Regions from separate parts of the Homo sapiens genome. Here region 1 is linked to region 2. Evidence: chromatin loops called from intact Hi-C (ENCODE). Cell type or tissue: adrenal gland. All regions are shown on one strand. Links, peaks and the distances in the headings refer to the core of each region. The heading gives the core; the rest is flanking DNA. Region 1 overlaps IL6ST-DT (IL6ST divergent transcript). Region 2 overlaps LOC105378976 (a long non-coding RNA gene).

What was found. A loop is a pair of places that touch in the nucleus more often than their neighbours do. Peaks named below come from ENCODE experiments on the same cell type or tissue, not always from the same donor. Only the 100,000 strongest peaks of a DNase experiment are listed, where the experiment ranks them.
Region 1: it touches region 2 in a loop (2.0-fold over the local background); 19 of 110 quality-filtered maps call a loop at or near these places.

Annotation. Positions count from the first base shown.
Region 1 is chr5:55,996,710-56,012,623 of GRCh38, reverse strand. IL6ST-DT (IL6ST divergent transcript) reads right to left here. Exons shown (of 2, transcript NR_102755.1): 2 at 8,975-10,875. It overlaps LOC124901197 (small nucleolar RNA U13), which reads left to right and starts at 12,003; the gene lies at 12,003-12,106. RefSeq lists a silencer at 110-159 and enhancers at 290-419, 570-639, 9,169-9,463. In adrenal gland, for the core only: no CTCF peak of the experiment used is centred there; no DNase peak of the experiment used is centred there; H3K27ac peaks cover 702 bases.
Region 2 is chr5:56,067,289-56,083,202 of GRCh38, reverse strand. It overlaps LOC105378976 (a long non-coding RNA gene), which reads right to left. Exons shown (of 2, transcript XR_007058777.1): 2 at 15,831-15,914. Among named protein-coding and RNA genes, the nearest start is that of IL6ST-DT, 80 kb to the right of the region's middle. RefSeq lists enhancers at 1-373, 2,837-3,601, 4,911-4,990, 8,734-9,235. In adrenal gland, for the core only: no CTCF peak of the experiment used is centred there; no DNase peak of the experiment used is centred there; H3K4me3 peaks cover 661 bases; H3K27ac peaks cover 1,802 bases.

The DNA.
Region 1 (15,914 bases), core at 3,705-11,704, 70 kb after region 2:
GAAATAGATAAGATCATATATGTAAAATGCTTAGCATCTTGCCTGACACATAGTAAGCATTTGATAAATGGTAGTTTTTATTAGTGACTCAGCCTTTCTGTGGCTCAGTGCTGGCTTCTTCCCTCCTGCTTGTGATTGTGGGAGGTGAAGGGCCTTACACTTCCCTGCTCATAGGCAGGGCAGTTAGTGAATAGTGTAGAGGAAACTGGGGTTTCAGGTGCAGCTAGAGAGAGCAGGCTTTGCCCTGGCTTTCTGCCTGCCCAACAGCTGTGATTTAGCATCTGAATATAAAAACTGCCAGTATCCTCCTTAGCACACCACCACCACCTCCGCAGCCTGCCACCTTCTCACTCATAGTAATACACAAAGCTAGGATGTTCTCCAAGAGTTGACATTAACTCTTAACATCTGCCCAGCACTTTACAGTTTAGAAAGCCCTTTCCCATCTCTTCTCCCATTTGGCCCTCATACTATCCTTCTGCAGTAGTCAGGGACAGCTGTTGTTAGTCACATTTTACTGATTAGGAAAGTGAAATTCAGAATGATTATGTGATTTGCCAAAGGCTGCATAGTCAGGAAGTTACAGAGCTCAAATAGAGATGTTCTGACTCCGACTTAGTCATCTGCCCACCCCGTCACAGCCCAAATGCCCTCCATGTGGAATGAGGTTTTCCAAATAAAAGCATGATGTGTATGTTCTACATGTAAGATTATTTCAGCAAAATTGTAGAAATGTGAAATACTTCTTACCTCCCTCTCCAGGACCCGTTGCTTAATGTTCAAGTATGTATATGGGTCTCAGGAAAATGAGAGGACAGACCTGTCTTTCAGTTAGTTGTCTAAAAATATTTATTGTCATGCTTTAACCCTAAGCAGTAGTCATATCCTATTTAACCTGAGTGTTTGCCCTAATCTCTCATGTTTATTCAAACAAAAGGTATCCATATTTGACTTTATATAATGATTTTTTTTTTGAGATGGAGTTTCGCTCTTGTTGCTCAGGCTGGAGTGCAACAGTGTGATCATGGCTCACTGCAACCTATGCCTCTCTGGCTCAAGTGATTCTCCTGCCTCAGCCTCCCAAGTAGCTGAGACTACAGGTGCCCGCCACCACGCCCAGCTAATTTTTTTGTATTTTTAGTAGAGACTGGGTTTCACCATGTTGGCTAGGCCAGTCTCGAACTCCTGACCTCAGGTGATCCGACCGCCTCGGCCTCCCAAAGTGCTGGTATTACAGGCGTGAGCCACCGCGCCCGGCCTATATAATGATTCTTTTCCTCCCCTTCACATTCAAGAAAGGAATCTGACATGCTTATGAAAATTGAAAACAGAAAACAAGATCAGATAGAAAGCTTTGGAGAGCTGGGGTCAAACTGAGTGTGAATTCACTGTAAAAGGGAAGGATCGAAAGCCCTGTTTGCAGTAGAGAATCTTAATGGTGTGGACTGTGTTGGGCAAGCAGCTCTGGTTAAGGACACTAACGCTTGTGCAGAAGTTTTGTTTTCAGATTGGCAGAAATTAAAGATGTGGCCATGAAGGAAACAATCTTAGTCTCTGGGTCATCCACACTCATTAACTGTAAGTGATAGAAAGGGCCTGAGCTTCAGTGTCATACAAATGTGAATTAGAATCCTGGCTCTGACATTTACCCACTGTGTGACCTTGAGCAAGTTCCCTAGTGTCTCTGAGCTTTGATTTCATCTGTAAAATGGGACAGTAGTGCCACTTTCCAGATGGTCGAAGGGATTAAGTGACATGATTTAAGTAGAATGCCTGGCATGTAATGGGTGATTAATAATAAATGGCAGATATTATTTATTATCCTAAGCAATTAACAAGAATTATATGATGGCAATGTTTTCTAAACAATACCTTTACAGATTAATAATATCATTAAAATGACAAAAATCCATTGGTGATTCTTAGCCTGAACAATCTCTCTGTGTCCTCCATCAAGCTTAGTTATCAAGAACTTCAGTTATTTGCCCGCAAGCCTCTGTGTCTCCATGTGATAGGTCACCATAGGATTTAATGTCAGATTCAGGCTGCTTCAACGCTCAGTCCTATTTCACATTTACTTGAAATAGTGGTTTATCATTTTTTTGCTGTTTTTTTCTTTTTGAGACAGAGTCTCGCTCTGTCTCCCAGGCTGGAGTACAGTGGTGTGATCTTGGCTCACTGCAACCTCCACCTTCTGGGTGCAAGTGATTCTCCTGCCTCAGCCTCCCAAGTAGCTGGGATTATAGGCACCAGCTATCATGTCCAGCTAATTTTTGTATTTTTAGTAAAGATAGGGTTTCACCATGCTGGCCAGGCTGACCTCAAGTAATCCACCCGCTTCGGCCTCCCAAAGTGCTGGGATTACAGGCATGAGCCACCGTGCCTGGCCAAAACAGTGGTTTATCATCTTGATCCTGCCATTAACTAATTGTTTGAACCAGAAACTAATTGAAACCAAGTCCCAATGTCTTCAGTGAAACAAACTGCAGTGTGTGTGTGTGTGTGTGTGTGTGTGTGTGTGTGTGTGTGTGTGTAAAATAAAGGTCTGGGCCAGGCGCAGTGGCTCACGCCTGTAATCCCAGCACTTTGGGAGGCCAAGGCAGGCGGATTACCTGAGGTTGGGAGTTCAAGACCAGCCTGACCAACATGGAGAAACCCTGTCCCGACTAAAAATACAAAATTAGCCAGTCGTGGTGGCAGGCACCTGTAATCCCAGCTACTCAGGAGGCTGAGGCAGGAGAATTGCTTGAACCCGGGAGGCAGAGATTGCGGTGAGCCAAGATTGCACCATTGCACTCCAGCCTGAGCAACAAGAGTGAAACTCCGTCTCAGGGGAAAAAAAAAAGGTCTGACATTTAGGCTTTCATTATTATTTTGAGACTCCAAACCACAGATCCCCACTAAGTTATCCTAGTTTACTAGTCAGTCCATAAGTCTTCCATGATTAAACTTACTAGTAATGATAATCATAACAACAATAATAATATACCTTAAAAATTATAAAATATTTTTCCATGTCTAGCACTTTTACATATATTATCTTATTTAGATTTCATAACAACTTATTGAAAGAGATTGTATTTCCATTTTACAGATAAGGAAATGGAGGTTCAGGTGAGACAAGTAATCTGTCTATAGTTATAGAACTAATAAATGGTAGAGCCACCTGGTTTTCTATCTCCATGTCCAGAGATTCCTATCAAACCTATCATCATAAACAACAAAGAATTACCAATTGTCTAATACATTAAGGATAGTGTGCCTGGCTCTATTTGCCTAACTGGTTGCTTCCACCAAGGCCCAGCAGAACAAAAATCAGAGCCAGCAGCCACATACCCCCTTGATCCGAGCCTGGCCCCCTTGCACATATGTGATCCTGTGAAATTCACTAACACATAAAGCATCATGCCATCTGAAGGCACAAAATAGCTATTAATAATCCCCTGCATTGGTAAAGTCCCCTCCCTTCTGGAATGTTAGTTTTACAAAGATTATCATATAATTTCCTCCAGGGCAGTTTTAATGATGTGCCCTGTTTCCTTATGTGAGAAAGACTCAAGAAGAATTATTGAAACTCATTAGTTGCTTCCAAAAAGAGAAATATTTTGGTTGGCATAATGTCAACTGTTGATCCACAGGTTCAACCTGACTATTCTACTTAGAAAAAGCACAAATGAGTTTGGGTTTATTCAAGATCTGAAACCTTCTGGCCAAAGCTTAAAGGTACTTGTGTTCTTACCAGTGAAAATTCCAACCAACATGAAAAACACCTCACACAGAGGTCATCTTGTATTTCCTCAGAGATCCATGCCAGAATATGCTGAGGGCTTTCAGGGTCATGCCATGGTAGCTCCTTCCACCCATGATCTCCATATTTCTAATTAATTTTTTCCCACTTTTTGGTCTTTTTACCCAAACTAGAAAGTTTCTCCAAGAGGGAGCATGTGTTGGTGTCCAAAGTGTTTCTGCTGGAGAATGGCAGTGACAGGGCAAAGTGGGCACAATGCTATGATGAAGTTTGAGTTGACTTTACCCTCATCTTCTTCCCTCACAAACCAAACCCTGGAAACCATGCAGAAAAGCCTCTCCTGAGGCTTGGCTACAGGAGAGGCAAAAGTAGAGGGAGCAGCAAGGCAGTTGCCTCCTTCCAAGATTACACCCAGGCTAATCTGAGGCTACCATACCCTCTGCTATGTCTACTCCCAATATATCTGTGAAATTTATTGGAAAATTTCAATGCACTATTAAAAACGTCATGAGTGTAGTCAGTAAAATAAGCTTTTAACAACATAGGAAATTGTTTAGGCCATGGTGGTAATTGACAAAACAAATAAAAAATTATATGCATCTAAAAGATATTAGAAATACACCAAAATAGCTGTGTGTAGTGGCTCATGCTTGTAGTTCCAGCAATTTAGGAGGCCAAGGCAAGAGGATTGCTTGAGGCCAGGAGTTTGACACCAGCTTGGGCAACATAGGGAGACCTCATCTCTACAAAAATTTTTTTTAATTAGCTGGGCGTAATGGCACACACCTGTAGTCCCAGCTACTTAGGAGGCTGAGGCCGGAGGATCACTTGAGCTTAAGAGTTTGAGGCTGCAGTGAGCTATGATAGAGCCACTGCATGACAGAGAGACTGTGTTTCTTTATATATATAATATTTATATACAATAAATATATAATATATACATTTATAATATATAAGGAATATATAATTATATAAATCATAATTTAATTATATAATTTAATTATATAATTATATAATTATATTATATAGTATATATTATATATAATATATACTATATAATATAATTATTATATATATTATATATCCTATATTATATTATATAGTATATATTATATATATTATATTATATATTATATGTAATATATTATATAATATATAATATTATATATCATGTATCATATATTATATATATTATATCATATATAATATATAAAATATATATATTATATATGATATATGATATATCATATATATTATATATGATATATGATATATCATATATCATATATAAAATATAATATATAATATATAATATATATAATATATAATATATGATATCATATATTATATATTATATATCGTATATTATATATTTGATATATCATATATCATATATTATATATCATAGTATATTATATCATATATTATATATTATATAGTATATCATATATTATATATTATATATAGTATATATGATATATAATATATAGTATATAATATATAATGTATATATTGTATAATATATAATATATAATGTATATATTGTATAATATATAATATATATTATATATGATATATATTAAATATATAAATAATATATAATATAATATATATCATATATCATATATCATATAATATATATAATATATAATATAATATATAATAATTGTATAATTTAATTATATAATTATAATATATAAGGAAGATGTACAATTTACATATATATAAATTAACACTTCTAGGTCATAAGAGTGTGACTACAGTGAACAACTGCTATTTCCTGCCCTGTTTGTTGCAAAGATTAATTGGGATATAAAGTGTCTGGTATAGTGAGTTTCTGTCACATAGCTGGCACACAAAAAGGGGTAGCACTTAGGATAATACTTGTTATCCAGGCATTGAAAATTTGTCTCTGATTAGAGAAAACAGCTTAACATATTCCTACTTGGAAAAAAAATTCACTTTTTATTGAAATCAGAATCACAGTCTAAGTGGTTTACACTGATTTTCTGCATTTGGGTTGGACCATTTAGTCCATCTGTAGCTAGATGCTCCAGGGGTTTAAAGACATATTCAGTTTCCTTTCTACCTCCTGCCATGACATCTAACACACAAGACAGATGATTCATTCTTCATTTATTTTTCTGTCTTTATAAAGTTAGAAAAAGGTAGCAAGTATATGAAAAAAAATTCATGAGAATGATGTTAAGAGGTAAGAAGGTGGGCAAAAGAAGGGAAGGTGTAATGGCATGTCTGGGCATTGGTGACCCTCTCCTACAGCTCCACAAGGCAGAACGAGAACTGGACACAAGGAGAAGTTCAACACCTGGCAGCTTGTTTAGTTTTTCTCTTTTCTTACACAATAGAGTATGGGCTTCCTTTAATGTCACTGGGAAATTTTCTATGTGACCCCTGAGGGTCAGTACCTAAATCAATCAATCCTGGGAAAATATCTAGTTTTATGCTCTGGCCCCTGGTACCTGAAAGCAAGTTTTCAGAATCTGGTTGATCCTTCGCCTCTTCTCATTATCTGCACACAGAAATCAGATTAAGGAAGCGGATACTCTTTATTCTAATTTGAGGTTTCTTACCTATGACTGTCTTGGCAGATGTGAGAAGAGGATGCATATATTTGGAAGAGACAAAAACTTTATTTCAGCATATCAAGATATTTAAGTAAGGTATTTGTTCCAGAATTTTTTTCTCTCTACACTCTTCACTTAACAACTCTCCCTGATTGCATTAGAAAGACAAACAACAAAAACCCACTGACTAGCAGAGAATGAAGGTGCCAAACTCTTGGACTCTCAAATTCAAAAGCCTTAGTAGTAAGACAGAAAGATTTGGGGAGATACTTGCTGACCCATCTTAATTGCCCCTCCCACTAATATCAACCCCCCTACCCCACCCCCACCCCTAGGCTAGATAAAGACTTTCCAAGTTGGGGAGCGCAAAAGTAGAGAAATGAGTGTTAAGCAAAATAACTTCAGGTAATAAAGATCTAAGAAAAGGTCCTCCACCATGCCCCTTACTTGGGGTTAGCTCCAAGTTGGGGAGACATGGTGGAGGCTCATGACAATGTTGGGAATCTATTAACATCTGGAATCCTGGGAGGCAGCAGCCTAGCAGATGTTTCCTAGACCACAATGTTGTCACAGAATTAAGGTAAAGATGACCACATATAGTGCCCTAGGTAGGGAAAGTCTGAGGCAGTCCCTCTGAATCTTTTGCAGCCCCGAGAGTGGCACAGAAAAGCTAACGGGCCCCCAAGAAAGACACATAATTTAGCTGACAAAGGGTCCAAGGGGACTTACAGTCATGACCATGAGACACAAAAGTGGAAAGTAGCATGGAATGTACATCCAGAGCTCAGGTGGGGACAAGGACATACCTGCAGGTGCCTAATGTGGGGGTGATGACATCCAAGAACCACAAAGGACACAACTAGAGTGAAAGCCCAGGAGTTTGAGATCAGTCTGGGCAATAAAGTGAGACCCTGTATCTACAAAAAATCAAAAAAATTAGCCACACATGGTGGTGTGTGCCTATAGTCCCAGCTCCTTAGGAGGCTGAGGTGGAAAAGTCGCTTGAGCCCAGGAGTTTGAGGCTGCAGTGAGCTATGATCCCATCACTGCACTCCAGCCTGGGCAATAAAGCCAGACCCTGTCTCAAAGAAAAAAAAAAGGAGAGGAGAGAACAGGGGAGGGGAGGACAGAGGAGGGAAGGGGAGGGGAGGGGAGGGGAGGGGGAAGAAATTACTTAAGAATATACAGCTTATCCGCAATGATTAACCCAGGCTTTGATCACAGATCTGTCCATACATTTCTTACCATATCCCACTGTCAAGTCTTGCCATTCTATCTCCCTGGCATTATTCAGAACACCCTCTTCCTTCTCTTCCAAAATAAGGAGCTATTCTAGTTCAAGCTCTCTTCCAGTTTCTTGTTCCCCCAATTCATCCTTCACAGTATTAATATAATTTGCTTTCTGAATCACAAATCTGTTCTCAACAGTATCCTGCTTTAAAAATTCTAATATCTCCCTACAAAATAAAGTGTAAATCCCCTGTGTAGCATGGCTTTTAAGGAAGGCCTCCACCTTCTCGTCTCAATTTATTTCTCACCCCGCACTCCCTGATCTACTCTCACCAGACCTCTTGGTAATACCTTGTCCTTTCGCATTCCCACTGCTTCCTCTTGCTGTTCCCTCTGCCAAGAACTGCTTCCCTCCATTATCTCCCTTAGTGAGTTCCTACTCATCTTTCATGAACTTGCTTCAATGTCACACTTCCTCTAGAAAGCATCTCCAGTCTCTCCAGGGAAAATTAATTGTCTCTTTTCTGAATTAACATAGCACTTTGTTCAAATGACTAATACAGCATCCATGACATTGTATATGTTGGGAGAGACTAACTTAAAGAGCAAAGAATTTTTTCAGTCTGCCATTTTATCTGGGTTCCCCCATTCCCTTTTTGCTCTGTGGTCTAGAAATCTCTTCCTCAATTCCTTTTCTTTCTTTTCTTTTTCTTTCTTTCTTTTTTTGAGATGGAGTCTCGTTCTGTCACCAGGCTGGCGTGCAGTGGCGCAATCTCAGCTTACTGCAACCTCTGCCTCCTGGGTTCAAGCAATTCTCCTGCCTTAGCCTCCTGAGTAGCTGGGACTACTGGTGTGCGCCACCACGCCCAGCAAAGTTTTTGTATTTTTAGTAGAGACCGGGCTTCACCATGTTGGCCAGGATGGTCTCAATCTCCTGACCTTGTGATCCTAATGCCTCGGCCTCCCAAAGTGCTGGGATTACAGGCATGAGCCACCACGCCCGGCCCATCAATTCCTTTTCTACAGTGAATGATCATCTGGAATCATTTGCATTTTTGGCTGTGAGTTTCTCATGGCCTAGAGCAGACTTCTGAGAGGAAGTAACTACTTAGATGAATATTTTTACACGGTGAGCAAGTTAGGCAAAGCAAATGAAGAAGGCAATGACCGGCCAAGGAAACAGAATAAGCTGTCTCTTCTTGGCATGGAAGGAGGGAACAGTATGTTGGATGCTGGCCCAGGAACCATTAGCAAATAGGTAATATGAGAGCCTGGAGTTGGAGGCCATGTTAGGAGACAAGACCAGAGAAGTAGGTAGAGGTCACGTAATGAGGGACTTCTATGACATACAAGAGGGATTTGGGTAATGGGAAGGGATTGACGGAGTTTTAAGGAGAGTGAGATGGTCAGATTTTCAGCACGGTACATGATAAAGATTAGAATTTTATTCTGGTTGCTTATTACTCCTAACAAAACAGTGACTTAAAACAAACATTTTATTATACCATACAAATTTTTGAGTCAGCAGTTTGGAAAGAATTCAGTTAGGCAGTTCTTCTGCTCTATGTGGCATTGACTGGGATCAGTTAGTATTATTCATCTCGTGGCTGGTCTGGTATGGAGGTTCCAAGATGGCTTTACTCACATGCCAAGTTCCTGGGCAGGGTCACTAGGAAGACTGGGATCAGCCGGGCCACTCCCCCTCTCCCTGTAGTCTCAGCTCTCTCCAGATGGTGTAATAAGGTAGATGGACTTTGTACACAGTGACTCAGGACTTCCACAGACCAAGGTGAAAGCTCCTCTTAAAAGCCAGACCCTGAACAAGCCTGCCTAAATTCAAGATGAAGGGAAATAGCCCTCAAATCTCTCCATAGAAGAGTATTGAAGAATTTGTGGCCATTTTAAATCCACTACAAGGTATAAAAATGTAGAACTGAAAGTAGAGAGAGGCAACTGACTTCTTATAATGCCCAGTTTCTGAAGTATTTATGTATGAGTACTTCCAGAATATTCTCTTAACATCTTCCTCATAGCACTGTAACATGGCTATGATTTTTGTATGATTGTTGGTTTATGTATTAGACTTTTGAGCTCCTCAATGAGGACAACACGTGTGTCTTCCTTAGATTAATATCTCAGTGCCTGGAACATAGTTGATGCTCAAAACTTATTGAATAAATAAATTGAATACATTAGAATGGTGGGATCCCGTCTTCACAACACCAGAGCAGCGTTCTGCTTGATATAATTTCCTTCTCCAGATTCGTATCTTCTTATGAACGTAAGAGAAGCTTGATTTAAATGTGTAGAAATAGTATCCATTATAAATATTTATGTGAATAGCTTTTAACTTTTCCCTGTTGTATTAGTTCTCCACTACATAACAAATTATCACATACTTGGCAGCTTAAAACAACACACATTTATTATCTCAGTTTCTGTGGTCAGGAGTCTAGGCACAGTTTAGCTGGGTTCTCTGCTTCAGTTCTCATGAGGCTGCAAACAAGTTGTTAGCTGAGGATGCTGTCTCATCTGAGGCTTGACTGGGGAAGGATCTGCTTTTGTTGGCAAAATTCAGTTCCTTGAGGTTGTAGGACTGAGAGATTTGGTTTCTTTCTCTCTTTTTTTTTTTTTTTTGAGATGGAGTCTCGCTCTGCCACCCAGGCTGGAGTGCAGTGGCGTGATCTCAGCTCACTGCAACCTCTGCCTCCTGGGTTCAAGAAATTCTCTCCCTCAGCCTCCTGGGTAGCTGGGATTACAGGTGCCTGCCACCACACCCAGCTAATTTTTGTATTTTTAGTAGAGATGGGGTTTCACCATCTTGGCCAGGCTGGTCTTGAACTCCTGACCTTGTGATCCACCCACCTTGGCCTCCCAAAGTGCTGGGATTAAAGGCATGAGCCACTGTGCCTGGCCGGGAGATTCAGTTTCAAAGCTAGCTGTTGGCAGAGTCTGCCCTCAGTTCCTTAACATGTGGGTCTTTCCATATCAAAGCTCAAACATGGCAGGCAGCTTGATTTTTCAGAGCCACAAGAGAGAGAGAGACACTAGCAAGATGGGCACTATCTTATATAACTCAATGACATACATGCCTTCACACTCAAGAGGAGGAAATCACACAAGGAATACCAAGAAGCAGGAGGTCATAGCATTTCTCCTAAGAGTCTATCTGTCATATATCCTTACATCCAAATAATGACTCTCATAATTTGATATATCACCAGATAAGCTTTGTTTCCAGTTTCATTTGACCCTGACATTAAATTTCATTTATTTATTTGTTAATTATGGAAGATGGCCATTCCGTAAATCCTGTGAAAAATCAGAGGGGACAATTATCAGAAAATTCCAGCCCTCTCAGGAAGTATATCCATTTCATTTTTACTTTACAGTAGGGACTGCCTTCCTCTCTTAAGGAGACAGATACACATTTGCCTAAACCATTATTTAATACAATTAGTACTAGATCTTTCTTCAGATCCTATGTAGGGGGCTGGGAATTCTTAGCTATACAAGCTCACACAATATATTTTTTAAAATTCATGTTGATACTTTTTCATCTATTTGGTTTTAGCACAAGTATCAGACTGGCAGCCAAGGAACCTATTTTGTAACTGCAGAATATTCTTTCCAGGAAGACTGGTGAAAGGAGAATCAACGAAGGAAAGCCCTTGCTTCTCAAACTCCCCCTGATAATATTCTGAAGCAAGTATAGTCCATTCCAAAGCTACAGTCCCAATACCTGACTTCCTTATCCTATGTATGTGTCTAGGAATAGGATGCACCTAACTGCTGCTCACATGTCTTGCACTGGCCTTTCCTTCTCTGAAGCCAAGCTTCCCTCTCAAAGAGTAACTCAAAATCATTGACCAGCCCATGGCTATTTGACCAGGGTTATCCCTGGAAGTCCACAGTATGGAGATCTCTGAGCTAGATCCCTTCCTCTGTGTTTACCTTTACAGAGCAGTGCTTATTTCTTTCTTTTTTTTTTTTGAGACAGAGTCTTGCTCTATCACCCAGGCTGGAGTGCAGTGGTGCAATCTCGGCTCACTGCAAGCTCCACCTCCCGGGTTCACACCATTCTCCTGCTTCAGCCTCCCAAGTAGCTGGGACTACAGGCGCCCACCACCACGCCCAGCTAATTTTTTGTATTTTTTAGTAGAGATGGGGTTTCACCGTGTTAGCCAGGATGGTCTCGATCTCCTGACCTTGTGATCCGCCCGTCTCGGCCTCCCAAAGTGCTGGGATTACAGGCGTGAGCCACTACGCCCGGCCACAGAGCAGTACTTATTTCATTTTAAACTCTCTTGGTTTAGTATATTCATTAAAATAAAATAAGTAAATATATTACGTTGGTGTAAAATTGTGGTTTTCACCATTAAAAGTAATGGCAGAAATTACTTTTGCACCAACCTAATATTAAGCCTAAGAAGTTTCAGATTCTTTTGTAGTTTATAAGCCTGATGATTGGGTTTTCATGTGCATGTGTGAGATGTGCCTCCCGCAAACCTTGTTACGACGTTGGCACATTACCCATCTGATGTGAAAAAATTTTTCTGTACACTTTTCAAGTTTAAAAAGACAGCATAAAACTATTGTAATGCCCAACCTTGTTTTTACTAACCCTGTTTTTAGGCTTGTTTCCACCTGAATTGACTCTCCCTTAGCTAAGAGAGCCAGACAGACTCCATCTTGACTCTTTCACTGGCAGCCCCTTCCTCAAGGACTTAACTTGTGCAAGCTGACTCCCAGCACATCCAAGAATGCAATTAACTGATAAGATACTGTGGCAAGCTATATCCGCAATTCCCAGGAATTCGTCTGATTGATAACACCCAAAGCCCTGAGTCTATCATCTTGTAATAGTCTTAAAGCCCCTGCACCTGGAACTGTTTACTTTCCTGTAACCATTTATCCTTTTAACTTTTTGCCTACTTTATTTCTGTAAAATTGTTTTAACTAGACCCCCCTCCCCTTTCTAAACCAAAGTATAAAAGAAAATCTAGCCCCTTCTTCGGGGCAGAGAGAATTGTGAGCGTTAGCTATCTCTCGGTCGCTGGCTAATAAAGGACTCTTAATTCGTCTCAAAGTGTGTCGTTTTCTCTAACTCGCTTGGGTACAACGCTATGACATTAGAATAGTGGTCAGTTATGACCTTCCAATAACTGGATGGGAGGAGGGCCCTTTTGGGGTACTGGTCATTTTCTGTTTCTTTTTTTTTTTAAGACAGAGTCTCACTTTGTCACCAGGCTGGAGTGCAGTGGCGTGATCTCAGCTCACTGCAACCTCTGCCTCCCGGGTTCAAGCGATTCTCATATCTCAACCTCCCGAGTGGCTGAGACTACAGGCGTGTGCCACCACGCCTGGCTAATTTTTGTATTTTTAGTAGAGACTGGGTTTCACCACGTTGGCCAGGATAGTCTCAAACTTTTGACCTTGTGACCTACCCGCTTTAGCCTCTGGCCTCCCAAAGTGCTGGGATTACAGGTATGAGCCACCGCACCCAGACTATTTTCTATTTCTTTCTTTTTTTTTTCTTTTTGAGACCAAGTCTTGCTCTGTCACCCAGGCTGGAGTGTAGTGGCTCACTATACAACCTTGGCTCACTACAATCTTGGCTCACTACAACCTCCGCCTCCTAGGTTCAAGCCATTCTCCTGCCTCAGCCTCCCCAGTAGCTGGGATTACAGGAATGCACCACCAAGCCCAGCTAATTTTTGTATTTTTAGTAGAGATGAGGTTTCACCACGTTGGCCAGGCTGGTCTCGAACTCCTGACCTCGTGATCTGCCCGCCTTGGCCTCCGGAAGTGCTGGGATTACTGGTGTGAGCCACCGTGCCAGGCCTTCTGTTTCTTGATATAGATGATAAACATGAATGTGTTCATTTTGTCAAAAATTTTCAGGCTGTACTCTTATGGTATGTTGATTTTTCTGAATATACATTCTTCAAAACATTTTTTGAAATAGCAGTCATAATGGTTTTGAGTTTTGTTGCTATGAAATGAATTTCTCTTGTCTTCTAGTTTGGAAATTTAAGTTCATTTTTCATTCTCACCTCATTTTGTTAAGTGAATTTCAATGTAGCTTAACATTCTTCATTTTTAGACATTTAATTATTTTTAATTTTGGTGAATTAGGTGCTATCAGGTTACAAAGGTTTTAACACAGGCAGAGAGGCTGTCCTCAACTCACCACTGAGTTAATATCTAATTTTTAAACATTTCAAAGTCATTTAGTGTTAATAATGAAAAATATAAAACTAGGGGACTAGACTTAAAGTAGTACCAAGAACAGAGGAGGAGAAATTAACCTTTTAAAAGTAAAGGGGCCTTTCTTCCTCTGAGTGGGGAAAAGAGAAAGAGGATAAATATCTATTTGCTTCCTAAGTTGGAGAAAAGTCAAGGATGCTCACAAATGATGGTCTTGATTTTAAGGGAGTAAAACAAGGTTCTGTACTAAGAATAAATGTTACGGTGGGGCTGATAGCTCAAGGAAAAAGGAAATAGTTAGGAAATAGCCTGATAAGGTAAACATAGCTGAAGGTCAAGGGAACTGAAGAGAATAGTGCAGTTAAAATGGTTGATAAAAGGGTTCTTGGGGGGCGGTGGCTCACCCCTGTAATCCCATCACTTTTAGGAGTTGAGATCAGCCTGGCCAACTTGGTGAAACCCCGTCTGTACTAAAAGTACAAAAAATTAGCCAGGCATGGTGGTGAGCACCTGTAATCTCAGCTACTTGGGAGGCTGAGGCAGGAGAATCACTTGAACCAGGGAGGCGGAGGTTGCGGTGAGCCAAGATCGTGCCATTGCACCCCAGCCTGGACAACAACAGCAAAACTCCGTCTCAAAAAAAAAAAGGGGGTTCTTACTGGTAAGTAAGATAAAAAATGATAGGAAACAGCTGATAAACTATGAGAAGAAAGACTGGCTGTCAGGCTGTCACATTGAGGACAAATTACAGATTCAATGGGAATGACCACAGAATAGAGATAGATGGGGGTAGGTGGCTGTAGGTACAGAGAGGGAAACTCACAATCCAGCATTTTGGAGGGGAAGTAATTTCATTGATGACTAGGTTGAAGGTGTGGCTCCATCTGTGGGTTGCTGATACAGAGTGAAGTTGAAGATGATTGGAAAAGAAAACGATGAGAAATTGTGAGGTCAGAGTGCTAATGAGTCATGAACATGGATGCTGAAATCATTAAGGTGATACAGAACATGAGGATAATTCCAGGGCTGACACAGAATTTCAGAAACATAACTGGGCACAGACAAGGAAGTAAAGGGATATCCTAGTCAGCACCAGATTTAGGGAATTAGAAATGCAGGCAAAGTTTGTCTTTGACATTTATCACCTTTGTTCCATGGCACAATTTCCTAAGCTTTGCTCACTTACTCCCAAGTAATTGTAATTTTGGTGCCTTCATGTTACTTTCTCACTGTACAGTTTCCTCAATCTCTTTTTTTTTTTTTTTTTTTTTTTGAGAAGGAGTTTTGCTCTGTCACCCAGGCTGGAGTGCAGTGGCAGGATCTCAGCTCACTGCAACCTCTGCCTCCTGGGTTCAAGTGATTCTCGTGCCTCAGCCTCCCAAGTAACTGGGATTACAGGCACCCACCACCATGCCTGGCTAATCTTTGTATTTTTAATAGAGTTGGGGTTTCACCAGGCTGGTCTTGAATTCCTGGCCTCAAGTGATCCGCCTGCCTCAGCCTCCCAAAATGCTGGGATTACAGGTGTGAGCCACTGCACCCGGCCTGCTCTTGACATATCTAAAATCTCAAATGGTCACAGGACACAAATGGAGAGTTCTCCATTAATATACTACTTTCCCCTACTTACCTTTGCATTTTGACAAGGCTTTCTAGTAACAAATCCTTAATCTGAAATTCGTAATTTCAAGGCCAATACTCTACAGAGGTATCTGCAAAGTCATGTAATTCCAGCACAGCAGAGGTCTTCCGTCCTGTTGCTCTGAAAAATACTTCTCCAATATTGATTCATCCTTTTGGCCTCAGACTTTAACTACTCCCATAAAATGTGAGTTTCTTGGGAGCAGGACCTGAGCTGAGCCAATAAAAAGACACCCATAAAAGCACTAACTCAGTCATTTGTTTTCCTAATGGTGCCAAGGCAGGCTGGTGTGTTGTGACATATCAATCCACTTCTGTGTACCTGCCCTTCCCCGTCCAGCAAAATATCATCATTTTTAATATATGTTGTGATACTAAAATATTTCAGAAGTGTTGACCGAGTAGACATTCAATAATGATTATAGCTGATACTTACAGAGCACCTACTATGTGCCAAACACTGTATGTATTTTAACTCATTTAATCCTTGCAACAATCCT
Region 2 (15,914 bases), core at 4,774-12,773:
AAAAAAAAAAAAAAAAAAAAAAAAAAAAAAAAAAAAAGAACAGACTCAGTGGCTCACGCCTGTAATCCCAACACTTTGGGAGGCCAAGGCGGGCGGATTACCTGAGGTCAGGAGTTCGAGACCAGCCCGGCCAACATGGTGAAACCCCATCTCTACTAAAAAATACAAAAATTAGCTAGGCATGGTGGCGCACGCCTATAGTCCCAGCTACTCGGGAGGCTGAGACAGGAGAATTGCTTGAACCTGGGAGGTGGAGGTTGCAGTGAGCCAAGATAGTGCCACTGCACTCCAGCCTGGAAGATAGAGACCTTGTCTCAAAAAAAAAAAAAAAAAAGAAAGTACAGTCTCAAAAAAAAAAAAAAAAAATAGAAAGTACAGTTGTCCTTCCATACTTTCCATATACGCGGGGGATTGGTTCCAGAACTCCACAATTCCATACCAAAATCTGTGCATACTCAAGTCCTGCAGAACCTGCATATATGCCCTCTATGTGAGTGGGTTTCACATCCTGCAAATAATGTATTTTCATTCTGCGTTTGGTTGAAAAATATCCACGTAAAAGTGATCCCCACAGTTCAAACCTGTGTTGTTCGAGGGTCAATTATAAATGGATTTGGAAATAGTCAAGAGATAAAATTGATGGGTCTTGATGATTGATTGGGCATGAGAAATATGGGAGAGGGAAGAGTCCAAGATAACATCAGGACTCTGGCTTGAGCAACAGGAGAAAGGATGGAGCCATCCACTGAGAAAGAGACTATAGTTGGGGAGCAGGCTTGGGAATGGAAATGATGAGCTCTATTTAGGATGTCCGCATTCTAAAATGCTGCTAAGACTTCCATGTGGGGGCCAGCATGGCGGCTCATGCCTGTAATCCCAGCACTTTGGGAGGCCAAGGTAGGCAGATCGCTTCAGCTTAGAAGTTCAAGACCAGCCTGGGCAACATGGGGAAACACTGTCTCTACAAAAAAAAAAAAGAAAGAAAGAAAGAAAAAGAAAAATTAGCCTGCATGGTGGCTCATGTCTGTAGTCCCAGCTACTCTGGAAGCTGAGGTGGGAGGATCACCTGGACCTGGGAGGTTGAGGCTACAGTGAGCCATGATCATGCCACTGCATTCCAGTCTGGGTGACAGAGTGAGACCCTGCCTCAAAAAAAGAAAAAAAAAAGAAAGAAAGACTTCCATGTGGAGATAACAAGTAGACTATTTTTTTTAATTTCCCAAAGATTCTACAATGAACATATTAACAGAAAAATAGCCCACAAAGGATTCTAAGAAGTGTGGTGAAAAGATAGATGTCACCAAACCAAGGAAGACAGTTTCTTTTTTTTTTTTTTTTATTGACAGGGCCTCACTCTGTCACCCAGGCTGGAGTGCAGTGGCACAATCACGGCTCACTGCAGCCTCGGCCTCCCAGGCTCAGGTGATCCTCCCACCTCAGCCTTCTGAGTAGCTGGGACTATAGGCGCATGCCACCATGTCTGGCTAATTTTTTTCAGTTTGTTTTTTAGTAGAGATGGGGTTTTGCCATGTTGCCCAAGCTGGTCTTGAACTCCTGAACTCAAGCAATCCACCCACCTCAACCTCCCCAAGTGTTGGGATTGCAGGCATGAGCCACTCACCCAGCTAGAAGACACTTTCAAGAAGGCCATGGTCACTGGTATCAGCTACTTAGAGCTCAAGTCAGATAATGCTGGGAAAACAGCCTAAAATTGAGCAACAAGGTTGTTAGTGATCTTGGCTGGACCAGTGTCAGAGGAACATTGGGGCAGCAGCCAGATTTCAAGGAGAGTTTCAGGGTGGAGGGTAAGGAAGTGGTGGTGAGTGTGGACACCTGTTTCAATAAACTTAACTGTAACCAAAACAAGTCAGATAAAGAAGTGAATTAAAGGGGTGGGGAAGCTAGGAAGGGTAAGATTTTAAGGATAGAAGACACTTGGGCTTGTTTAAATGCTGATGGCAATGAATCAGCAGCAAGTGAAGCATCAAGAGAGAAAAGGAACTTGCAATGCAGCAATGTCAATGAGGCTGCAAGAGAGATTTAGAGCCTCAGAATTGGCTTTGTCAATGAGATGTCTCTTTCACTATGATGGAGGAGAAGGAGGAAATGATGAATTCCTCTGCAGGTAAGTTTGTGGCAAGAATTTGAGTGAGTTCCTGTCTAGTGGCTTCTAATTTTCTCTTATAAAGTAAAAGAAAAATTCCCCTGATTTAAAAAAAAAAGATATATGTGCCAACTTTACAATCACAAATTATCCCTGATTGTGGTTTCACTTAGGAGTAAAAACAAAACTTGTCATTTAATTGTTCTCTTTCCGTTCTTCAATAGGTAGGTGTTAACACCCAGCCATCAGCTGTGGTCCCAGGTGGTGTCTTAGCCAAGGTCCAGTGAGCAGTGTGGGAACCACACTGCTACTGCTGAATTCCTAGTGCCACCTGGATCACAGGTTTGATTGCTGTATGCTCAGTGAGCCTTCATTCATTGAAACATTGGGGAAGGACAGTGAGAGGAGGGTTTTCTGAAGCTCAAGGAGATCTGGTGGCCCTGGGACAGGATTATTGAAGTGAGTGCTGACCTCAGAGAAGCAGAGGCAAAGGAAAAGGGGAAAAGAACCTAAAGGTCGAAGTCCAGAGAGGGCCAGTGCAGTCTACTCTCAGATTCCCTTAGTCAATTTCCTGAAGCCTACACTGCAGGTTATCCAGAACCTGAAGATGCTAACTAGTTGCCTTGCTCTTTTCACTTAAAAAAAAAAAAAAAAAAGTGTAAGTTCTGTCTTTCATTGTCATTCTCAGCAATCTGCTTTCAAAACTAACCATATAATAAAGTGGTGGCCAAGCTATTTGCCAAAATGCCCCAACCACCAGATCTTTTTTTTTTTTTTTTTTTGAGGCGGAGTTTCGCTCTTGTTGCCTTGGCTGGAGTGCAATGGCGAAGTCTCAGCTCACTGCAACCTCAGCCTTCAGGGGTTCAAGTGATTCTCCTGCCTCAGCCTCCTGAGTAGCTGGGATTACAGGCGCCCGCCACCACGCCCAGATAAGTTTGTAATTTTAGTAGAGACAGGGTATCACCATGTTAGGCTGGTCTCAAACTCCTGCCCTCAGGTGATCCACCCGCCTCCGCCTCCCAAAGTGCTGGGATTACAGGCACGAGCCACCACGCACAGCCCCCAACCACCAGATCTTAAGGAGTAAACAGAGAAACTTCTCCTACTCCTGGCCTTCTGCCCCTACTCTGGGGATCAGGTTTTTGTGTCTCGCAAGGAGGGGGTGCCTTGGGTTCCCTCACCCCCTCCTATACTCACACACATATGGACACACACCCTCCCTAAGCTGCTGCAAAAAGGACAGGCTCAGACCCACCTTACTCAACGTTCTAGAGAAAAAGATTGCCTAAGCTTCCATAGTGACTCTTTCAAAATCAAATATAACGCTCTGATTTTGCCAGCCACTGAAATAAAAGTAGGAAAATAAAGTGGAGTGTGGGGGACAAAAAGGGGAGCCTTGCAGGGAGAGAAAGGAAAAACAAGAAACAGAATTAAGAGGAAGAGCCAGAAAATGAAAAGGTTTAACTGATCCATAAATTGAGAATTTAGTTAAAAGTATAAAGTTCTCTCTTCTCCACTCTTAATTGCCTGTGAAACATTTTACCACGTTCAGGAAGAATAAAATGTGATCTACTCCACCTATAGAAACATAGCTGTTGGAGAGTTTTTCCTTGTAAAAATAAATACACACAAATAGAAATCCAGGCCAAGCGCAGTGGTGCATGCCTGTAATCCCAGCACTTGGAAGGGTGAGGTGGGCGGATCACTTGAGGCCAGGAGATCGAGACCAGCCTGGCCAACATGGTGAAATCCCATCTCCACTAAAAATACAAAAATTAGCTGCACGTGGTGGTGCACACCTGTGATCCCAGCTACTAGGGAGGCTGAGGTAAGGGAATCGCTTGAACCTGGGAGGTGGAGGTTGCAGTGAGCCAAGATTGAGCCACTACACTTTAGCCTGGGAGACAGAGCAAGACTCTGTCTCAAAAAAAGTGAAATCCAGTGAGCCAAAGTAAACAGCTAGACACTCATGTCAAGCTGGAGGCAACTGTCCTTTTAGGGTTTCCAGCCCACACCCCTGATGGCGTAACTCCACTCCTCTTTGTGTTGGAATATTCATGTTTTCTTGCTGACTTTAGCCCAAGTCCTCTGATCTAAACACACAGCTATCTGAACCTTCCCCTTCTCCATTCTCTCCCTGCCCCAGCCTCCCACCCCCTCCCTAACCTATGAAATGAAAAGTAGATCCCTGCTTTTCCTGGCTGATTTCCTGGGGCACCTCAGGCAAGACAATTCTCTATTGACCTTGCGGCAGGGACTACAGCCCCAAACTTACATTTCTCAAGCAAATCAATGGAAACTTCTTTTTTTTTTTTTTTTTACTGGCAGGAGCAGCCACTGGTGCGAAGCATCTGCCTGGAGATCATCAGTCCCAGGGGCAATAGGGTAGGGGTGGTGCTGCTGAATCTAACGTCACTTGGAAAACAGGTTATTTTTCTGGGATGAATTTAAGAGATGTATTGAGTTAGAAGGGGAGGATTTTAACTTCATTTTGAAAAATGGTGGCTCCTGTTTGCTGCTACCCATAATGAAGCCCCGGAGCCCCAAGTTCAAAGGCTTTGACAGCAACTTAAGTGAAGGACCCTGGGGCTTCCTGAGGTTGTTGCTGGCAGCTGTAGGGAGAGCTGTCCAGGCCCTGCTTTATTGGAAAGCTCACACCAGCTGACTGCAAAGCCAGGAAATGGACCTCCAAGCAAAAGATGAGAGAGCATGGGATAGAGGAGCCTTTAGCCTTGGGTTTCAATGCCCTGGGGATTTGCTCCTGGATGATGGGAGCAAAGAGGAGGATAGAAATGGAGGGTTCTTAAGCACTCGGGAGACTGAGGCAGGAGAATTGCTTGAACTCAGGAGGCGAAGGTTGTGGTGAGCCGAGATCGCACCATTGCACTCCAGCCTGGGCAACAAGAGCGAAACTCCATCTCAAAAAAGAAAAAGAAAGAAAGAAAGAAATGGAGGGTTCCTAGAGTGGAGGAGACTCCCACGGTGGTGGCTATGATGTTTCCTTAAGTCAGCTCTACCTTAGGAGTCTGGTGAAGTTTAAATAGCACCATGAAAATGGGACTTTCAAAAGTACTGGCCTGATTTCTTCAATGAGTCAATAACATAGCATGGAGGAAAAGGGGAAGAAAAACTAGAGTCAAAACAATTAAATGCAATGTGTTGCCCCTGAGAAGATTCTGGTTTGAATAAACCAGTTATAAAAGACTTTCTGAGGGCAGTTGATATTTAGGAACTTTTTTTTTTTTTTTTTTTTTTGAGACAGGGTCTCGCTCTGTCGCTCAAGCTGGAGTGCAGTGGCACGATCATGGCTCACTGCAACTTCTGCCTCCCAGGTTCAAGTGATTCTCCTGCCTCAGCCACCAGAGTAGCTGGGACTACAGGCACGCGCCACAATGCCAGGCTAATTTTTGTATTTTTAAAGACAGGGTTTCACTGTTGTCCAGGTTAGTCTCGAACTCCTGAGCTCAAGTGATCCGCCTGCATTGGCCTCCCAAAGTGCTGGGATTACAGGCATGAGCCACTGCACCCAGCCAGGAACTATTACATTAATTAATTTACTTACTTATTTTCCTTTATGGGAACGAGGTCTCGCTCTGTCCCCCAGGCTGGAGTGCAGTGGTGTGATCATGGGTCACTGCAGCCTTGCAGTGAACTCCCAGGTTCAAGTGATCCTCCTGCTTCAGCCCCACAGGTAGCTGGGACTATAGGCGCTCACCACCACACCCAGCTAATTTTTTATTTTTTGTAGAGACAGGGTTTCGTCATGTTGCCCAGGCTAGGAACTATTATTTATTTTATTAGGTGTAATAATGTGTGATAATAATATAGAATACAGTATTATGGTTCTGTGGGGAGACATCCTTATTTTAGAGATGCATACATGAGTATTTAGGGGTAAAACATCATTATATCTGAAATCTACTTTTAAATATTTGGGCAAAAAGAACAGATGAAGTAAATATGGCAAGTGTTGCAATCAAGGGAAATCTGGATAAAGGGGTATTCATTATACTATTCTGTATACTTTCTGTTTATTTGAAAATGTGCAATCTTAAAAGTTACAAATAAACAAAAAAGTCAAGGACAATATAGGAAGATGGGGAAAGTTCCCATACAGGTCCCCGGGCAGATCCCCAACACCAATTTACAGGACTATGGGCCAGGCTCAGAGCCAAGAATGGAGGGATGAATAAAATCCAAGTTGTTTTGTTTTGTTTTTTGGAGACATGGTCTCACTGTCACCCATTGGATTGCAGTGGCATGATCATGGCTCACTGCAGCCTCAACCTCCTGGGCTCAAGCAATCCTCCTACCTCAGCCTCCCAAGTAGCTGGGACTAAAGGTGCACACCAGCATGCCCCACTGATTTTTTAACTTTTTTTTTGTAGAGATAAGGTCTCACTTTATTGCCCAGGCTGGTTTTGAATTCCTCGCCTCAAGCAATCCTCCTTCAGCATCCCAAAGTGCTGGTATTACAGGCATGAGCCACCTCCCCTGGCAAAATCCAGTTTTTTTTTCTTCAGGAGATAACAGTTTATTGTGAAGGGCAAGCAGAACACGTGGAAAAGGGGATACGGGAAAGAGAGTCATCAGAGGAGGTGGCAACCTAGCTTAATACACCCCTGGAGTGGCGTAAAATCTGAGAGGGGGAGAACAAGTTTTCTGAGGGTCTCTGTATAGGGGTCACTGGCCAACAAAACCTTTTCTTTTCTTTTCTTTTTTTTTTGAGATGGAGTCTCCCTCTGTTGCCCAGGCTGGAGTGCAGTGGTGCAATCTCAGCTCACTGCAAGCTGTGCCTCCCGGGTTCACGCCATTCTCCTGCCTCAGCCTCCCAAGTAGCTGGGACTACAGGCACCCACCACCTCGCCCGACTAATTTTTTGTATTTTTAGTAGAGACGGGGTTTCACAGTGTTAGCCAGGACAGTCTCGATCTCCTGACTTCATGGATCCACCCGCCTCGGCCTCCCAAAGTGCTGGGATTACAGGCGTGAGCCACCGCGCCTGGCCTCAACAAAGCCTTTTCTCAGAAAAGACAAAACTGGGTCACCACAAGGTGAAGATGGCCTTAACAGTGACAGAGAGACTGCTGGGCAGGCCCAAAGTTTAAGGCAGGGGCTGGTAGCCCTCCCCAGCCAATCTCTTCACCCATCCTGGTGCCCCACTTTCCTAACCCAAAGGCCCTGGCCTTGAGTTCCAGATCCCTGTTCTGCTTTCAGGAAAGAGCTCCACAGTAAATCTCTACCCCTGCTTGGGGCCCCAGGGTCCAGATATTTTTTCAAACAACACTTAATTCTCCTTAAATGCAACTAATCCACTTCCTATGAGTGCCTTGACCTAACAAGAGGCAGGCAAGACCAGTGAGGAACTAGAGACATTCAAGATCAGCAGGTTAAATATGTCCTCACAGTTCCCAGGCAGCGTTCCCCACAGCCCAGCTCATGATCCAGGACCCTACTGCTTCCAAAAGGAATAACAGAGACATCTGGAGATCATCTAATGCGCTTGGTTAAAGGAAAAAAGAGGCCATAAATTACTCAGAAGACCTTTCACAATGGCCTTAGAACAGTTGGAATACTGCCACAGAGAGGTTTGAAAGGAAACTTGGAGAACTTCTGGTCCAACCTTCCACCCAGCATGGAATCCCTTTTACTTCACAGTTTATGCCAAATTGATCCATCAGAGAGTGTGTTACTGTTTCTCCTAAGGAGAGGCCACACATGTGATTACAGTTAGTCTGCAAACTGAGACATTGGCACTGGAGACTGATGATCAAGAAAAAAGCAAAACAAAACAAAATGAACTTTGTTTCACACCCAGATCTTTCTTTGCTAAGGAAAATACTTTTCAAGTTTATTTTCCCAATGTTGGAATGTGAACTAAAGGGATCTGAAGCTTTTCTGGCTAGGGACAATCCTTCAACTTTAGGTAAAATGCAGCCACCTTAGATTGGGTTAGGTCCTAAAGGTAAAAAATGTGTATGCTCAATTTTAAGATCCCTTTAATTTCCCTAAAAGTAAGATATAGAGTCAGAGTTTCTTCCAGTATTTGAACCTAGTTCCATGTCCTGCTTGCCCTGTGTTGTTGTTGTTGTTGTTGTTGTTGTTGTTGTTGTTGTTGTTTTAGAGACAGAGTCTCACTCTGTCTCCCAGGCTGGAGTGCAGTGGCATGATCATAACTCACTACAGCCTCAAACTCCTGGACTCAAGCAACCCTCCTCCCTCAGCCTCCTAAGTAAGCTGGGACAACCAGCATGCACTACCATGCCCAGCTAATTTTTTAAAAAATTTTTTGTAGAAACTGGGTCTCACTATATTGCCCAGGCTGGTCTAGCACTCCTAGGCTCAAGTGATCCTCCCACCTCGGCTTCCCAAAGTGTTGGAATTACAGGCATGAGCCACCTTGCAGCCAATGTTGTATTTTTTAAAAAGAAGCAGGGCGTGGTGGCTCACACCTGTAATCTTGGCACTTTGGGAGGCTGAGTCAGGAAGATCGCATGAAACCAGGAATTCCAGACCAGCCTGAGCAACATAGCAAGACCTCCATCTCTACAAAACATAAAAAATAACCAGGCATGGTGGCATGCCCCTGTGGTCCCAGCAGCTCAGGAGGCTGAGGTGGAAGGATCACTTGAGCCCAGGAGGTTGAGGCTGCAGTAAGCCATGATTGTACCTTGCACTCCAGACTGGGCAAGAGAGTGAGACAAGAAAGAAAGAGAGAGGCTGGGTGCGGTGGCTTACCCCCTGTAATCCCACCACTTTGGGAGGCCGAGGCAGGCAGATCACCTGAGGTCAGGAGTTCGAGACCAGCCTGACCAACATGGAGAAACCCTGTCTCTACTAAAAACACAAAATTAGCCGGGTGTGGTGGTGGACGCCTGTAATCCTAGCTACTCGGGAGGCTGAGGCAGGAGAATCGCTTGAACCTAGGAGGTGGAGGTTGCAAGATTGTGGAGCCGAGATTGTGCCATTGCACTCCAGCCTGGGTAACGAGCAAAACTCTGTCTCAAAAAAAAAAAAAAAAAAAAAAGAAAGGAAGGAAGGAAGGGAGAGAAAGAGAGAGAGAGAGAGAAATTCATCTTGAAGCAATAGAGTCACACTCAGAGACAGGTACTTAGGTACTCTGAACCCATGGAATGGAGAGCCCATCCAGCAAAGGCAGGTGCCAGCCTCCTGGTGCATACCCTGGGGCATGAGCCTTGGAGAGCAATGGCAGACAGTACCACCTCACCAAGTTGCCTTTTTCCTCTCTCACTTATTCTAGTGCACATATATTTGGTTTTTCAAAAGCTAAATATGCCAATGATGTAATTCCAGACTGAAGTTTAAAGAGTTCCATTTTCATTAGTCCATTTTCTTGTTCTATTTTGTAAGGTCTCAGTAGGATTTGTACAATTGCATTATGATTGAGCATTACAAATAGAGTCTGCTTTCTAGGAGTGGACAGCAAGGTTGAAAGAGAAGAATCTAGGAGGTTAAACTGCCAAAGAACAATACAGAAAAATTTGCAAGCAAATACCATCGTGGTTTGTGATAAGAAGTGCTAAGGCTATTCCTAGAAGTGAAATCACTGCAAACTGGGGAGAACCTTGTGAGTGAATGGGCGGGAGGTGGGAGGTTAGGGCCTCAGATCAGACCAGCATGGCAGTGTTACGCTGCCACTTACTAGCTATGTGGCTTTCTAAGTCTCAGCTTCACTTCTCTTAAATGGAGATAATAATACTTACTTACCTCCTAAGGCTATTATGAAGGTTAAATAAGATAGTGTATGTAAGTGCCTGGCACATAGTGAGCACTCAGTAAATGCTGTCATTATTCTAAACAAGGCCTTAAAGCATGAGTCAAATTTAAACAAGCAGAGGGGTGGGGACAAGAAAGTAGAGACCAGGCTTTGTGGCCATCTGGAGTGAAGATAATGCGGAGGATGTAAAGCAGTGATGCACTGGCACGGGTTCTGATCCTGGTTCTCTTATTTCCTTGTGATCTGGGGCAAGTATGCTCTGTGCTTCAGTTACCTCATCTATTAAATGAAGATGACAATATGTAGTCAATTACCACATGGGATTAAATGAGATATTATATCTTAAATGTTCAGCACAATATCTTAAAACGCACACATAAGAAACTGGTGAGCCATGGGGGACTCTGGGGAAAAAGGTTAGGGAACAAGAATGGAAAGGAGACTTATTTTATGTACATCTCACTTCATGCCCTTTAATTTCTTTTAAATGTTTTACTGGGTTTCTTCAATTTCTTTCAAATGTTTTACCAATTCAAAAAAAATTTTTAATCTCAAAAAACATATGCCAAAAAAAAAAACACAAATAGAAATCCAAGCTGGACGCGGTGGCTCATGCCTGTAATCCCAGCACTTTGGGAGGCTGAGGCGGGTGGATCGCTCAAGGTCAGGAGTTTGAGACCAGCCTGGCCAACATGGTGAAACCCTGTCTCTACTAAAAATACAAAAAAATTAGCCAGGCATGGTGGTGGGGGCGCTGTAATCCCAGCTACTTGAGAGGCTGAGGCAGAAGAATTGCTTGAAACAGGGAGGCAGAGGTTGCAGTGAGCCGAGATGGCGCCACTGCACTCCAGCCTGAGAGACTGAGGGAGACTCCATCTCAAAAAAAAAAAAAAAAAAAAAGAGAGACATCAGTACAGAGCCTAGTACATATATGGCTACAGTATACTAATCTATCCCACATGGAATAAGACCACATTCTTTCTCACCCTGCTAAAAGAGTACAGAATAATTTATAATTTCAGTAGAAAGCCAAAATCTGCCAAAGCAATATTTTGAAAAATAAGATTTGCAAAGCAAATGCTGAAATCATGTTTAGCTTCTTAAGGAAACGAAGTTTTCAAATACTTAAAGTAGTTTTAGCAGCACCTATTTAGATAAGAACAATTAATTGTCCTCATTACAATTTTTTTCCTTAAGGCATTTGAGCAATCCCAGGAGGATTTCTACTTGTTTTCTCAGCTATTTAAGTATTAAGGAGTATGCTTTAAAATAATAAATTTATATTTACCTTTAAAATTATTGTCTAGTTTACATTTTAATTCAGATCAGATCTCTTTGAGACTATTCTGACTTACTGAGAGTTCATTGTAGTTGTATGCCTCAAAACAATTAACAAGTGTTTCTTCTCCCTACGTTGGACCTGAGCTTAGTTTGCTTTCCCTTCCTTCTTTCTTTTCTTCTTGTATATTCCTCCCCATTTCTTTCCCACACAAAATTTCCTATAAAAACACATTTGTGGATAAGCTTGCTATGTTCTTATCGGCAGCTCTGTGGTCTCCAAGCAAAGATGTCAATTCTAAAATGTTTCCCCAGAGACCCATGGATCAGAAGGTTGTTAAATCAGCCCTGAGGATCCCAGGCGCTGCCTTCCAGCCCTGGATCAGAGCCCTGTCCCTACTGGGTATTCACACTTACCTGGTTCCCCAGCACATACAACCTTTTGGAGGTCTGGGAGGGAATCACTGCCAGGAAGCAGCTGCAAGGACTCAGTTACTACAAGGCACCATAGCATATTGGGGAATCTTCCTACGTTCAACTGATATTTTACTTTTAAAAAATCTGATCATTTTACATTCTGTGTTAAATGATCATCAGCGGGCCTTGCCTTTTTTCATATAAACTCAACCTATGACTCTTTCCTCCTACTACAGGAAACCTATTGTGTGGCAAATATGCCAACACTGCTTCAATCTCAGAGTAAAATTACAAGAAAAAAAGAGGAAACACCCTAAGCCTAAACCACATGCTTGAGGTTTCATTTTAAAATAGGCAGATCCTATTCTAATTTTTCTCCAAGTCACGTGCAATATTTTTCTAGAAGTACATTTTGCTTTTTACTTTTCAGGTTGGAGATTGTTTTTCCATCTGGCTTTTCTGCTTTCAACTCAGTTACAAAACTGTAGTCAACATTTTCACAGGTTGTCAATGGAAACCTGATTATGGCTCCTCATCCAAGAAGAAAAAATAAAATTGAGTTGAATAGAGGACAAGATAGTACAGAAAATGCATTCAGATTTATCAGACTTTCCCAACTTCCTGCTGTTTGCTTTACAAAACAGAGCAAATCTCACATTCCTCCCGTTTAGTCCCAAAACACTTCTAGGGAAATTCTGTCACATGACAGCCAAGGATACCCAAATTTAGAGCCCTGCATGCTGAATGGGGACACATGATCACTTTAAAAAGAATGAGACTGGGAGCTATTATTTCTTCCAGATGGATATGAAGTCATTTTCAAAGAAATAAAGGCATTGATTTATTTGGGATCTTATCAACAGCAGTTCAAAGTGTGCAGTATCAAGGAGAAGGAAGAGGCTTAGTCTTCTAGGAAATGATGATGGACTCGGTATGGGAATTGAGACGATTTTCTACATAGCCGTGAATTAATGAAACTTAAGCTTAGGTGGGGGGCCTCACTTGCACAGGCCCCCGCTAGTGCTGGGGGTTAGTTGCTGGTAGGAAAGGGATAGCAGGTTACAATCAGGAACTGTTTCTCTGTAAGCATTTCTGGTAAAGTACTTAATCTCAGAAGAAAAGGATGTAGATCTCTGTGGCTCCAGTCATTTGTTGTGATTTATTTCCTCTTTCCATATATTTATTTTCATACCATCTTTTATGTTCAGAACTGTATGTTCTTTTCCTTAAAGAGAGCGCCTAAAATTGTATAAGCTTCAGGCCTCACATAAAATCTGGCTCCACCATTATTTAAGAATGAATAATTTTAATTTCAATTTATTGCCTACTCTCAGGTCCTCATTTCCTTAATTGGTGGCTCCCATATTACATTAAAACATTTCCTTCATTCAGCCAAGCTATGGATTGAACATTTAGAGGTGTGTGTGTGTGTGTATGTGTGTGTGTGTGTTGGCAGGGAATCAGTGATATTAGGGCTTTGAAGGGAGGGCTTTCTCTTTCTACTAGAAAATAGACTGTTATATTTTTTCCTTACTAAAACATTGACATGTCCTAAACTGGCAGTATGTTTGTGGTTCTTCAAAGTTATGGACACAGACCGATACTTCAAAGAAACCACCACCTCTACCCACCCTGTCCCAGGAATTTGCCAGACCAAGAGATGCTGTTAGAAAGAGCTTGTCACTGAATCTCCTCTAAGGATATAGTTGAGCACGTTACTCAACATTTCACCCTGTCTTTTTCCCAGGGGCTCTCCAAAGAATTTTTCTAGTCTTCGTTCCAGGAATGATTGTACTTCTTTTGGGCCACTGGCCTTTTAATCTTATCAACTATGTGAATTGTATAACCAGCCACAGTTCTCACTTTGAATTGTTTGTTAGTAAGCCCAAAGTTAAATCTGCAGCCAGGTCATGCCTAGTAATTATGGTGTGTTTTTGTAGTCACATTCCTGACTCCATTTTATTCCTTTATTTCTAATTATTATTCTTGATATGTTGTTACATTTTATATATCCTTTCCTGAGAGAGTAGGGATATGATTTAATAAACCATTCATAAAGGCTTTCTGGTTATAGTTTTATCATGGGTATCTGGATTTGTAGCAAAAAATCTTTGCATACCACACCAAAAAAAAAAAAAAGATTTTGAAAGAAGGTGACTGCCTGAGGTCAGGAGTTCGAGACCAGCTTGGCCAACATGGTGAAATCCCATCTCTACCAAAAATACAAACATTAGCCAGGCGTCGTGGCAGGTGCCTGTAAACCCAGCTACTCAGGAGCCTGAAAGCAGGAGAATCACTTGAACCTGGGAGGCAGAGGTTGCAGTGAGCTAAGATTGTGCCACTGCACTCCAGCCTGGGTGACAAAGTAAGACTTCGTCTCAGAAAAAAAAAATAAAGAAAGAAAGAAGGTGACTGTGACCTGATGTTATCTGCCTGTTCCTTCCCACTTGCCTTGTTCACACTCATACTTCTGCCTGCTCACTGGGAGTGTCAAGTGTGCCAGCATTTTGTCACTAACCTCAGAGAATATTAATGATGACAACTGCTTCTAACCCATCTTTGCCACACTCAGAATCTACGCTCCCTGTATCTCTCCCCACCCTCATTTCTAATAAAGCCCTGATGCTCTAAGGGCACCTGCAGGATCCCAGTTGCACGTAGGATATCAATCCCGTGTACCCAGGTTCAAGTGGATACAAATGAAGTTTCAGGGAAGGTTCTCAAGTCTGGAAGAGTGTGAAGGCACTCTGGCCCTACAAGTGGCATCTCAAGTAATTCAGACAGGAAAGAGATTCTGACCGTGGGAGGGGGAGGCTCAAACCCCCTGGATGTGCTTCAAGACTTGAGCTATGTTTGTGGGCACAGAAGACCTCCTGGAAGAAGCAGGCAAGGACAGACGTTAGGGTGGGGAAAGCAGTGGCCTAGCAGAGGAATGAGTCACTGGGTTAACCTGGGTCAAGCCAGTCTTCCTCTGGAGGGTCCAACCTCACTAGCCCCCATCTCAAACTTCTCCCTTAGTCAAGATTTCAGATTCAAGTCAGAGTGAGAACAGTCTCACCATGACCCCTGAATTTCTCGTTCTAATGTCCTTTTGCCCTGTGCCCCTATCACATAAGTGTTCAGCCCCCAAACGCCTTTCAGAGCATCCTGTACTCACTCCAGCTGCACTCTCCTAGAAGCCTTCTCATTGATACCGCTGATCCACTTTGTTTATTTCTTTTATTTATTTATTTATTTTGAGACGGAGTCTGGCTCTGTCGCCCAGGTTGGAGTGCAGTGGCGCGATCTCGGCTCACTGCAAGCTTCACCTCCCAGGTTCACGCCATTCTCCTGCCTCAGCCTCCCGAGTAGCTGGGACGACAGGCGTCCGCCACCATGCCTGGCTAATTTTTTGTATTTTTAGTAGAGATGGGGTTTCACCGTGTTAGCCAGGATGGTCTGGATCTCCTGACCTCGTGATCCACCCGCCTCAGCCTCCCAAAGTGCTGGGATTACAGGCGTGAGCCACCGCGCCCGGCCCTCTTTGTTTATTTCAATCAGCGTTCCCTTTCTCGGATTTTTTTCTCCTGTTTTCCAAAAGAGGAGGCAGGTTGGCTGTGGGTAAATTTGAGATTCTGCATAAACCAGAATGATCTAAGTGTTTTATTTCCACCCACAAATTGAGATTACTACTACTACATTATATCACCTAAGAAAGAAAAGTCAACATCCAAAAAAGTACTTTAAGGCTGGGCACAGTGGCTCATGCCTGTAATCTCAGCACTTTGGGAGGCTGAGGTAAGCGGATCACTGGAGGTCAGGAGTTTGAAACCAGCCTGGCCAACATGGTGAAACCCCGTCTGTGCTAAAAATACAAAAATTAGCTGGGCATGGTGGCGGGTGCTTGTAATCCCAGCTACTCGGGAGGCTGAGGCATGAGAATTGCTTGAACCTGAGAGGCGGAGAGGTTGCAGTGAGCTGAGATTGCACCACTGCACTCTAGCCTGGGCAATAGAGGGAGACTCAGTCTCAAAGAAAAAAAAAATACTTTTAAGACTCAGATGGAAGGAGATAGTGAACTGGCACATTAGAGATTAATACACTGAATCTGCCTGGTAGAATGTAAGCTCCATAGGGGTTGGGGGGTTTTCTATTTTATTAACTGCTATGTCCCCAAAAGCTGGCCCATCATAGGTGTTCAGTAAAGGTTTGTTGCTGTGTTAATTTTTGGTACAAATGGGTCTGTATTCATGATTTAAACTGAACGTCTTTGTCCTTTCAAGCTGCTATAACAAAATACTATAGATGGAGTCATTTATAAAAAACAGAAATTTATTTATCACAGTTCTGAAGGCTGTAGAGTCCAAAATCAAGGCACCAGCAGATTCAGTGTTTGGA